2 separate regions of the Homo sapiens genome follow, and region 2 is linked to region 1. The links are chromatin contacts, found by Hi-C or POLR2A ChIA-PET in ENCODE. All regions are on one chromosome and are shown on one strand. Each heading gives the region's core, a stretch centred on a gene start or an enhancer-like site at or near the end of the contact. The rest is flanking DNA. Distances are from core to core; before and after follow the strand shown.

The links. A loop is a pair of places that touch in the nucleus more often than their neighbours do. ChIA-PET counts read pairs that join two places held with the same protein, here RNA polymerase II (POLR2A). Pooled maps may share reads with other maps.
Region 2: a map of uterus shows a loop between it and region 1 (2.9-fold over the local background). The contact joins two enhancer-like sites. A Hi-C loop is called at or near these places in 6 of 168 maps with a recorded cell type or tissue (Caco-2, ascending aorta, chondrocyte and 3 more) and 8 of 50 pooled maps. POLR2A ChIA-PET finds 5 or more read pairs at or near these places in 2 of 52 experiments (Caco-2 and T-cell).

What each region holds. Positions count from the first base shown.
Region 1 is chr13:44,049,519-44,055,359 of GRCh38, forward strand. No RefSeq gene overlaps it. Among named protein-coding and RNA genes, the nearest start is that of NRAD1, 30 kb to the left of the region's middle. Within about 2 kb of position 3,558, at least 14 of the 41 ENCODE cell types and tissues checked have a DNase peak (open chromatin) inside an H3K27ac peak, as active enhancers do; they include uterus, where a contact is called at or near this core.
Region 2 is chr13:44,210,396-44,216,236 of GRCh38, forward strand. No RefSeq gene overlaps it. Among named protein-coding and RNA genes, the nearest start is that of MIR8079, 17 kb to the left of the region's middle. Within about 2 kb of position 2,821, at least 5 of the 41 ENCODE cell types and tissues checked have a DNase peak (open chromatin) inside an H3K27ac peak, as active enhancers do; they include uterus, where a contact is called at or near this core.

The DNA of each region.
Region 1 (5,841 bases), core at 2,308-4,807:
TCTTTAAGCCAAAGGGTTATTTGGGCCAAGAGGGTGCTGAGTGGAGGAAGCAGGAAGTCAGGGTGGGAGTTCACTATGCTCCATAACCCCTTTGAGAGCCCCATCGAGTTAAGAAAGCATTGGTTACATCAGCACTGCTTTTTTCTCTATTTATGTCACGGGTAGTGATTCTGGAACACTGTGAAGGGCCTTCCTTAGATTTCAATGCCCTTTTAAAACCAAAGAGCAGGTGGCAATGGACCAAGCCAATAGCCACTTTCAATACAAAACAGCATGGTCCTTTGGTCTTGAGTGCCTTCAGCCAGAATCCATCAGCATAAAGAGCCACATTTCCATGAAATATACAGGATATTTAATAGCAATCAATGTATTTCCTACATGATTTATGGCTGCCCCTTTTCTATGGATTTTGGCAAGAAGATGGGAATTCAGATGTGGCTATGTATGGGGCAATTCAACAGGCTTGGAACATCATTTTGTTGAAGTTAATTTGAGGAGGCTGTCACTTGCCTCAAATCTGTGGCAGTTAGGATGTTTGTTATTACATCTCTTCTCTCCATACTCTGTAAACTATAATAAATTTGATTAAAGTGCAGATACCTCATGGAGATGTTATTTTTGCTCATAAAGAGTCTTTCTGACACTCTTAAATGGCCTTAAAAATGAACCTAAAATGTCATTTTGGGGATTTGTAAGGCATTAGAGAGTTGCATCCATCTCTTTCTCCTTCCCTTCTTTCTTTCTCTTTAGAAGTGCTTAGAAAAGCATAGCATCTTGGGGTCAGAATATCATTATAAAGCAAATTACTGCTAAAATGACCTAAATGCCAACCTCATAGTCTTAAGGAGTCCTTTCCTTACACTGTGTGTTGAACTGATTGCTTGAAAATAACTAAATCGTCCGGGAGCTTTCAATCATGTAATGCCTCATAGTTCTTCTGGGGACAGAGACTGAATGTGGCTACTTTGCAGAGCATGACGTTTAATGATGCCAAGTGTCTTGATGAGTACTGTTTGATGAATAATAATAATAAATAATAATAATACCCCACAAGCATTCGCTGACTGATGCATTTAAGGACTCTGAAGAAACTCCTGATGCATCAATTTCACTGCTTCTCTATTTCTCCACCAGATGGCAGAAGAAGGGCCAGGATATTGACCCTGAAATTTTTTTTGATTCTTAGATATTAAATATGAGATGGTATCAAAGGTTGGAAGTGAACATTTAAATATATTCCCATAAATTTATGTTTATTATAAAATCATAAAGCCATTTATGATTTATTATTTATTATTTCATTATAAAATATATTTCCTACAGAGAAATATCTTGAAATAAATAAAGGGTGTGGAAAACTTTGATACTGTGTCAAAGGTTAAAAGTTAAGCCAGGCATTTTAGACCAGGGGATGTATTAATACTTTCTCTGATATCCTTACGAAATGGGCAGTGGGACAGAGAACCACTTAGTGAAAGTTTTTTTACCCATCCTCCTTTTGCACCTGGAAATGTAAATAAGAAAGATGTATGGATATAAAAGATGGTGTTTTATCCAATGCTGCAATGGCTCTGGGCCTTATAAGAATTGCATTCCCTGCCAGACACAGTGGCTCACGCCTGTAATCCCAGCACTTTGGGAGGCCAAGGCAGGCGGATCACGAGGTCAGGAGTTCAAGACCAACTTGGCCAATGTGGTGAAACCTCATCTCCACTAAAAATACAAAAATTAGCTGGGCATGGTGGCCAGTGCCTGTAATCCTGGCTACCTGGGAGGCTGAGGCAGGAGAATCATTTGAACCTGGGAGGCAGAGGTTGCAGTGAGCTGAGATCGCGCCACTGCACACCAACCTAGGTGACAGGGTGAGCCTCTGTCTCAGAAAACAAACAAACAAAAAAAACAGAATTGCATTCTGTACTCCTATCCAGTGTTATTTTGAGGATAAACTCTTAAAATTTATCTCACAGGGTAAAGTGTGTAAGAAAATTAAAAGGGGTAGTCAGGGACCTGAGGGCCATCAGCCAACACAAAGAAGAGTCTGAATTCTTAGAGCTGGTGAATGTTTAACATCTTGGCATTGTTCAGGGTTGCCCAAGTTTATTTAGTAAGTTCTTAAATAAATGGAGAAGAATGTTTTATTACTCTCATATAAATGGATTTAAAAGAGAGATCTAAAAAAGACAGTTTGTTTCAGCCAGAAAACAACTTCATTCATATTCTCATTGGTATTTCTCTCATCCATATCTAAAAACCAAAGCACTTCTCATGGATTTACATAGTCTGTCTTTTGAGATAAATGGTCATTAGATGACAATTTAGAGAGAAAAGGAGTGAGGTGAAAGAGATTGTTTTGAGAGTATCCTTTTTAGGCAATAACATGCATACTAGGAATGAAAAATTAATTTTAAGACAGTGGTTTTAAGATTTCTTAATCCATATTTGAGTAGTATATTTTAGGAAGTATATACACACATATGATATTTTACTGCACAGCCTCTGGGTTTTCTGAGGCCCTGGCTTAACCCTTTTCTAGTTGCCATGGCTACGAGGACACAAATACAACATCCATACCATGAGCTGGATCTATGAGGAAGAATTTCCAACTGTATACATAGTATGTGTATTTGACCCAAGCTTTTCAGAAAGAATTTGACACAATTTTAAATGTAGTAAATTGTCTGTGTGAGTCATACAATGGAAATAGCGTATGCAGCTAGGAAAATGTAGTCTCATAAATGAACCAAGGGGAAAATAACATTGGAACCCCGTTCTCTCTAAAACCTCCATCTTGCCTTCCCTCATCTCTTCCTGATGTAAAGAATGTCATAGAAAACTTGAAGAAAATCATTCTAAGCTTTTATTTTTTTCTTTTTAAAGTTCAAGCCTAAAATAAATGATTATTTTCAAGCAAATCATAAATCTGTAATCTGAGATACTGGTCTTGCAAAAACACTTCAACGCTTCCAATTACTGGCTGTAAACTGCTTTTCTAAAAACCCTCTTAAATGTTCACTCTGCATTCTGAAAGAAGAACACAGACTGAAATTTCATCGCCATTTGCTCTGATTCCTAACTAAGGTGCTCCTCACACAGAATCTCCAGGAAGCAGAGATGGATGGGTAGATTTTACAATGGAGAGAGGACCGGTCCACTCTCAAAGTTCCATCCTGGACATTGAATAGCATCTTGGGAGGAACCAAAATGGGATCCCACTCTGGGTAAGACATGATAACACCAGCAGTGAGATTCCTGTGGATAGGGGAGTTTTCTTGGGCAGGGGTGAAGAGATACAGAAGAAAAGCAGGGAAGTGTGAATGCTAGGGATACAAAGAGAAGCCCCGGCAGGGAGCCTCACACAGATGCTTAATAAATGCTTTTTGATTTGACTGAATGATCAAAGTGTGGTGTTAGCGTCAAGCAGTCTTAGCACCATCGCATATAAATGCCTTTGGCAATCCACATGTCGGTTTATCTGGGGGCGGGGGTCAGGCTGTCGGAAGGGATGCTGTGCCCTTGCTTGATGTGAGTGGGCAGCCAGGGCCAGCCGTGGGAAGGGATTGAATCGTGGCGTCCTGTTCTTGCAACAGCCACATTCCTCATCGGAAGCTTGTACTGAGTGTTTGTCCTGCAAGCAGGAGCAGTCTGGGTGCATTTTTGAGATTCTGTGGGAGTTGCTGCAACTCAGACCCTCGGTTTTCTGATGTCCAAAAGAAGGGCGATAGTAAACAAGTAATAAGTAATAGTATTTGTTTATGTACATAACTTAACTCATAAAATCGTGCGATGATTTTAAAAAAAAGCTTTAAACAGCAGATATAAAAAGATAAGGTCCTTTTCATCAGAGGGTCCTGCTAGAATCTTTTCAGGAGGTAGGAGGCGGCATAGCTGAGTGGAAAGAATGTTGACCTGATGGGCCAGAGAAACAAATTCATTTCCCAGTTGAGCATAAACAGTTGTGAGACCTTGAGCCTCTCAGCCTTTCTGGGTTCCAACTTTCTCATCTGCAAATTTAAGGTGCTGGTCTAGAAGATCTTCCACTTCATGTTTTATTATCCTACAGAGAATTAAGAAAGGAATTGAGAGCCTAGTTTCCCTGGGGAGGTCAGTTTTACTTCTGAGGCCCTCAGATAGCCCTCTAGACGTCTGGCTAAAGGACAGAGGCATTTACATTCACATTTTCAGGTTGTATTTGGGAAATCGGACTAAGGAACAATACATTTCACATGCTCAGAAGCACAACCCCAGGTTAAGAAGGAGAGGAAGGCACTGCCTTACAGCAAACATCCACCTTATCTCGACCCCTAACCTCTCCTGGCCACATACCCCTGTCTAGATGAGCCACTCGGGATGGCCAGTGACCAAATAGCATGTGCAAAAGGAGTGGGGACTGGTGGGTAGTGGGGAGGAGAAAGAGAGAAAAGACTTTTCTGGACCCGTGGTAAATATGATTTCCTTGGTACTGAATGGAAAAGAATAAGCACTGCTTTTGATTACTCAAGTCCAACTTTCAAGAGTTTCAACAACTTCAGTGGGAAAAAGTATGCATATGTGTGTATGTATGTAATGTATGTATATATGTGTGTATATGCATATACATGCACAGACATATGTATACACAACACATAAATACATATGTGTGCAAAGCATATATATATACACATACACCTGTATGTTTATAAATTTATATTAAAAATCTTAGGAATGGCCTCATCTTCTCACCAGTGGTCTCTTCTCTCTGTTTCTACATCTTAGTCTCTCCCCATAAGACATATACCCAGTGAAATTCAGACTGAAATGTACAGAACTCTCTTCTAGATATTCTTCTTGGTGCAAACACTCCCTCGGTCCATATCCCTGTCCTTGTGCCCCCATCATCATAAAAAACAGGGACAGAATTTGAGAATTCTAACAGTTTGGGAAACTGTAAATGCCCACCCTTTTTGCATTTGCCACTGTTTCCATGACAAATTTTTTTCTCAGGAGAAAAGAACATTTCTAAAAGATCAAAATTAAATCACTTTGCAGACTCAAAAAAGGATGGTGGCTCTGGGGAAGTATTAACATGAAATAACACTATTTGTATCTAAAATCATTTATACCATGCATAAAATTCTCCCAGCATTTCAAATTTGCTAAGTTTAAAGTTCAGTCTTCTTCTTGTGTGTTTCTTTCTATTGGCACAGAATACAAAAGGGAGAATAGCTTTTGAACTCTCCGGTGATGTAACAAAATCTGATTTCATTGATGAGGATCATTGCTGAGTGAGGTATTTTGTGCTGAAAAAGTAATTGCTAGTTTGACATAGAGAAGCCATATCTATATCTACACAAATGCATATATAGAATGAGTAATATACAGATGTGTGTATTTATGTATATCTGTGTGGATAGATAGATTGATAGATGGATAGACTAATCCCCATTCAGACAAAAGTCCTCTTTGCCTTCCCTATATTATTCTTCAGTTATGTACACAAGGATTTCACTATCATCAATCTACTTGCCAATTATTTCTATGTTTTATCATCAGTTTTGGTTTTCCTCCTAGAAACTGTTGTTAAATGATATGTGATGGATGCTATATAAGCAGATATTACTTATCAGCCTGGAGAGACAGGATTGGATATTTTTAGGAGATCTCATTAAGAATACATAGGCCACCACCACCACCATCAAACACACACACACACACACACACACACACACACACAATATATATATATATATCACTTTAACAGCAACAACAAAAATAACTCCCCTTTCCCAAGTCCTCGTCTTGTATTTCTCTGCCTGACCTTCCACTGAAACAATAAGATAATATTCTTATGGAATGGGATTCCCA
Region 2 (5,841 bases), core at 1,571-4,070, 160 kb after region 1:
TCTCATTCCCACTGAAACCCTTAAGAAAACAGAATTCATGCAAAAGAAACAAGGGGGAGACACTCCCTCCTGCAGGACGGTGACTTGGTGGCTCTGGATTTTGCTATGAACACCATGGGAATCAATCAATACCTTTGTCCACAGAGACAAAGTTATAAAAGGTGGACAAATCCTACACTTGTTTGAAGAAGCAGATTGGCTGTGGTTTGCCGGCCTAAGAACCTACTTAACCCTTATAGTACAATTTATATTGGCAGATGCAATGTGAGTTCAAACCATTGACTTAGAAATAAACTTGTGCAATGCACGTATTTGGAGACTTGCCTCTACCATCTGTGTGTGCATGCATGCTACTGTGTGCACCTTGTTCTTGCACTATACTAGAAGTTCAGTAGGGGCAGGGATCACATGTTTTGTTGACTTGTTTTTTTCCCTGCAGCACTAGAGCATCACTTTGGCCAGAGTTGAGGTTAATCTATGCTTTCCACTGATGAAGAAAGTAAAGGAACTGTCACTTGCTTCTGTCTGTAGAAATGTTTGCAGAACAGGAGATTTGCAATCACTTGCGATTATTATAAACTGCTAGCTAACTGCACCAATTATTTTTCTTAGTGGCATAAATGCCTACAAGCTTTCAGTTTTCACTGTTGAGAATGCACTGAGGCTTACTTTACATCCTCCCAGTTCCCTGAAAGAATCCAGAAAAGGTAAAGAAAAGAAAACCACACAGAAATAACACAGGTATTGTGCTCCCTGGACCAAGGTAATATTCAGTTTCAATCTGGTGGTTAGGAAAGGGGAAGGAACATCTTAGTCTGAAATCCTACCCATGAAAAGAGTCCAAAATAAAATAAAATAAAACATGTATTGTTTAGGCAAGTGTTATTGCCGGATGACATTTCAATTCCAGTCTGCTCTGCCTAATGCCTTCGTTTCCTACTCTGTAGGACGAAAGCAGCCCTCTCATCCCACAGGTTCAGAAGAAAGCTCCCCTTTGCAGGCAGAGATGCCATTTTCGGCTTTGGAAGAGAAACAAATCATGTTATTGTCAAGGCTGTTACTGAGAACATCATGCTCTCAGCCCTACTGGCTTGGCCATAGTCAAAAGAATCAAACAAAGCTGTTTGCCATGAATTTCATCATTCTGGCTTGCCCAGCTGGGATCTCCCCCCACCCCTACCCTAATTCCACTCTCAATTCGAATGCCCTAGAATTTGTTTCAGGAACAAGTTAAAATTCCTGCTAGTTTCAGACTTACTAATAATGCAAGTCTTTTCTTTTTTTGTTAAGAAAAGAAATGTTGATTGCGGGAAGATCCTGGGCAGAGGGCTCTAGAGTCTAAAGCCCCTGAGTAAAAGAGGGAGATGGAATGATCAGTTTGCACGACTAGAGCATATACATGAAGTGTAGGCCACTGAGCAAATATCTAATTGCCTTTCAGGACACAGAGGCCCTAAGGCCCCACGCCTGGCTCTGACACCTGTCACCACTCTTGAGTGGACCCAAGGGAGTTTGTCTGCTCAATAAAGGCATTAGGGTCCTACCTGTTAATCTGTCGCCTCAGGGCCTGTACGAAGGTCCCTTATTCATTATACTGTCAACTCCTTCACCTTTGAGGCGGAATAAAAATGCAATAATTGTCCCGTGGGATTGGGAAAACACAAAGGATAATGTATTCCCCGAAACAGTGTTATTTAACAGTCCATCAGATAGGGGAAAATGTACTGGCAGCTTTTCTTATGCTTGCTTTGAGCACGCATGTGTGTACGCGTGCATATGTGTGTATGTGGGTGGCTGGGTGTGTGCGCGCACGTGTGCATGCACACTTCAGTATGTGGGGCGGGGAGGAGCCCTTTTTTTCTTTTTGGAGTTTGCTTTGTTATTAAAATTTTCTTTGAAAAATACCATTTGTTAGAACATTCTTTCTAGAAACCTCCAGTAGGAAATACTAGAGGCAATACAGGGTAAGAGATACTGTTTAGAAAGCAACACCTTCGGAGACAGAAATAACAAGATTTGAATTCTTGCTCACACATAGAGAATGATATGAAGCAAGTGAGGTTATTGTCTATACCCCTCATTTCTAACCCACCTCTGGGAAATAGGTATTCTATAATAAAGCCTTTGGGACAGGGCGACTGTGAGCATAAAATAAAGTGGAATATATAAAGTGCACACGTGAGGAACTGGGCATGCAGTAAATGGGTAAGAACAGTGACAGCCAACATTTATTTAACTTCTGTATGAAGATGTTGGCTTCAGTGCTTTACCTAGAAGATGCCATTGAACCCTCACCACTACCCTGAGAGGTAGATACTGCAATTATTCCCATTCTACAGAAAAATGAGGCTTAGAAAGCCTCTGCCTGAGGACTACAGCTAGTTAAGAGGTGGAGGCAGGATTGGAACTCGGCCCCAGCTCTATTCACAGAATCCTGTACCAAGATTGTAACCTGAGTCCCACGAGCCAGATCTGGCTTACGGATATGTTTGCTGTGGCTTACTGTATTTATTTTAAAAAATCTAACTTACTTGCCAACAGTTAAAAATTGGGAGAGGTTTCATAGTTCTTAATCTTTGGCTTCGCTTTAAAAATCTGAAGCTCTGGATACCCTGCCCCTGTGTTCTCATGTAACCATGACAGGCTGGAGCTGTCCAGTGGCTGTCACTTTTGGACAGCCAGGATTGTGTCACAGTCCACCTGCTCCTCATCCTCACACATTCAGGCAACCACCGGGCCCCTGGGAGCATCTGAGGATTTGACTTCTCTCCCACTGCCTTTTACATCCATATTCCTCTCTAAAGCCATAAAGTTGTTAGGCAACAATCTGGTATCTGTACGTGATTCCTTTGTGGAGTAAAATGCCTGCAGTAACTCTCATCTCTGCTGAATTCTAGTCATTCCTGCCTGATGCAACTCCCAGTACGATGTCAGTAACACACGAATAGTCTCCTGGATTCCTCGGGGGGCCCTCCTGATGCCTCCCTCTGCTCTAAGCCTGGAAAGACCCAGAAGCATCCCCCCGGCTCTGAGCATGTATCATCCCTTAGGTTCGTCTTTTTCCTCCCTTTGATCTCCCAAAAAGCTATCTTAGCCAAGAGACTCCTCACCTCTGCCTTCCTGGATTATTGCAGTAGCCTTCCACCTGACCCCCTAACATACCCCCACCCATTCAAAACCTTCATATTCATCTTCAGCAAATCTTTCTTTTCTTATTTTTTTTATTTCTGTAAGTTTTAGGGGGACAAGTGGTATCTGGTTACATGAGTAAGTTCTTCAGTGATGATTTGTGAGATTTGGGTGCATCCAACACCCAAACAGTATACACTGAACCCGAATTGTAATCTTTTATCCCTCACTCCCTTCCCGCCCTTTTCCCCTGAGTCCCCAAACTCTATTGTGTTATTCTTATGCCTTTGCATCCTCATAGTTTAGCTCCCACTTATGAGTGAGAACATATGATGCTTGGTTTTCCATTCTTGAGTTACTTCACTTAGAATAATAGTTTCCAATCCCATCCAGGTTGCTGCAAATACCATTAATTCATTCCTTTTTATGGCTGAGTAGTATTCCATCATATACATATATATATATATGTGCCACAGTTTCTTTAGCCACTCGTTGATTGATGGGTATACAGTTTGCTTCTACATTTTTGCAATTGTGAATTGTGCTGCTATAAACATGCATGTGCAAGTATCTTTTTTGTATAATGAATGACTTCTTTTCCTCTGGGTAAACACTCAGTAGTGAGGATTGCTGGATCAAATGGTAGTTCTACCTTTGGTTCTTTAAGGAATCTCCACACTGTTTTCCATAGTGGTTGTACTAGTTTACATTCCCCCCAGCAGTGTAGAAGTGTTCCCTGTTCACCGCATCCACACCAACATCTATTATTTTTTTATTTTTTGATTATGGCCCATTCTTGCAGGAGTAAGATGGTATCACACTATGGTTTTGATTTGCAAGCAAATCCTTCTTTCATGGCCAGAGTCAGCCTCATGGGTGTGAAGTTACATAAGACCCCTGCTTAGAAGGACCCCTCAGCTGGTTTATGCCTTGCTATTGCATTTTGAAATGTCTAATGATTTCTGAACAAAGGCCTGCATTTTTATTTTGCACTGGGGCTGGCAAGTAATATAGCTGGTCCTGTTCATGTTTCAATTCAAGAAGCTTTGATGACTTCTAACCTTAGTAGTATTTCCATCTTTTCTGAACAATGACAAAGAACGTGATAACATTTGTACACTGCAGTGGGCTGCTCTGGAAACCCAGAGCCTGGCCAGCCATGCAGGAGAAAACAGATGTGATGGCAAATTGTGACTCTTTAGCTTCAACCAAAAATGCTGAGTACACCTGTGAGGGAAGTTCCGGCCTGCAAGAGAGAGCCCGTGAGTTCACTATAGTTCTCATCAGCTTTATCTCAGGAAGCTTATCCTGCAGTCAGGCTGATCTCTGTGAGTTCACATATTAGTCACACGGTCATCTCCAGGCCCTCATTCATACAAATCCAGTTTCTAGGAGTAATCACTCCCCTTCTCAGTGTTACCCAAATCCTGCACACATTCTCAGAGCAGCTCAAGTCCACAAAGTGTGCCCTGTGTATTAATATCAGCCAACAGTGCTTCATTCACACATTGCATGACTATTGATGTCTTAATCTGTGGAGGTACTGAGCCAGTGTGGGGCATATGATTGTAATAGCATGTGCAAGCCCCTGCCTGATGAAGTTAGGGATGCAAACAAGTAAAGGGGTCACTTCAGTGCAGTGTGACCAGAGATGTCGCAGAAGAAGTAAGGGGAGGATGCACGCATTTCCCAGGGCTGCTCTAACAAATTACCACCCACCGCGTGGCTTACAGCAACACAAATGTGTTCTCTCACCATCCTGGAGGAGACAAGTCGAAATCAAGGTGTCAGCAGGGCCATGCCCCCTCTGAAGGCTCCAGGGAAGCATCCTTCCTTGCCAATCTCAGCTTCTGGTGCTTCTTGGTTTGGGGCTTGCACAGCTCCAGTCTTTGTCTCCTTCTCCACGTGCCATTTCCCTCTTCTCTCTGTGTCTCTCCTCTGCATGCCTCTCATAAAGACACTCATCATTGTATTAAGGGCCCACCTGGATAATCCAGGATTATCTCCCGTCAAGATCCTTACTTCGTTATGTCTGCAAACAGCCCTTTTTAAACTAAGGTAACATTCCCAAGTTCTGGGAATCAGGTTGTAGATGTATCTTTGGTGGTGAGGGGTGGGGATCACCACTCAATTCACTTCAGAGGGTTTATGACAGGGCAGCTAACCCCACACTGGGGAGTTGGGGGAGGTCTCCTTGAATAAGTTAACATTTAAACTGAATAAGTCAGGCAAGGGGGGAAAGAAGGGTGTGGAGGAGTGAAAGTGTTTCTGGAAATAATATGTGCAAAGATCCCAATACAAAGTTAAGCATCCTGGATACCTGGAACTGAAAGAAGCTACGTGTGTCTGCAGAATACTTAGCAGTACAAGGAAGAAAGGGTAAAAGAAGCAGCTGGAGAAGTAATCAGGGCCAAATCTAGATGGGCCTTGTAACCACAAAGTCAATCTGGCCGATGTAATGGGGAGGCATTGAAGGGTTTTCAGCAACACAAGGACATTAGCAGATTTGGGAAGATTGCTATGGCTGGAGAGTGAAGAACGGTTTGGAGCAGGCCAAGACTAGAAACAAGGAGACTGGTTAGGATATGGTAACACTATCCAGGCAGTGCATGACAAGTTAGGATGATGCTGAAGGGAAGGGAGAAAAGTCAATACATTCGAGAGGTTACTTGGAAGGTAAAATCAACAGGACTTAGTAACTGATGGGGTTTC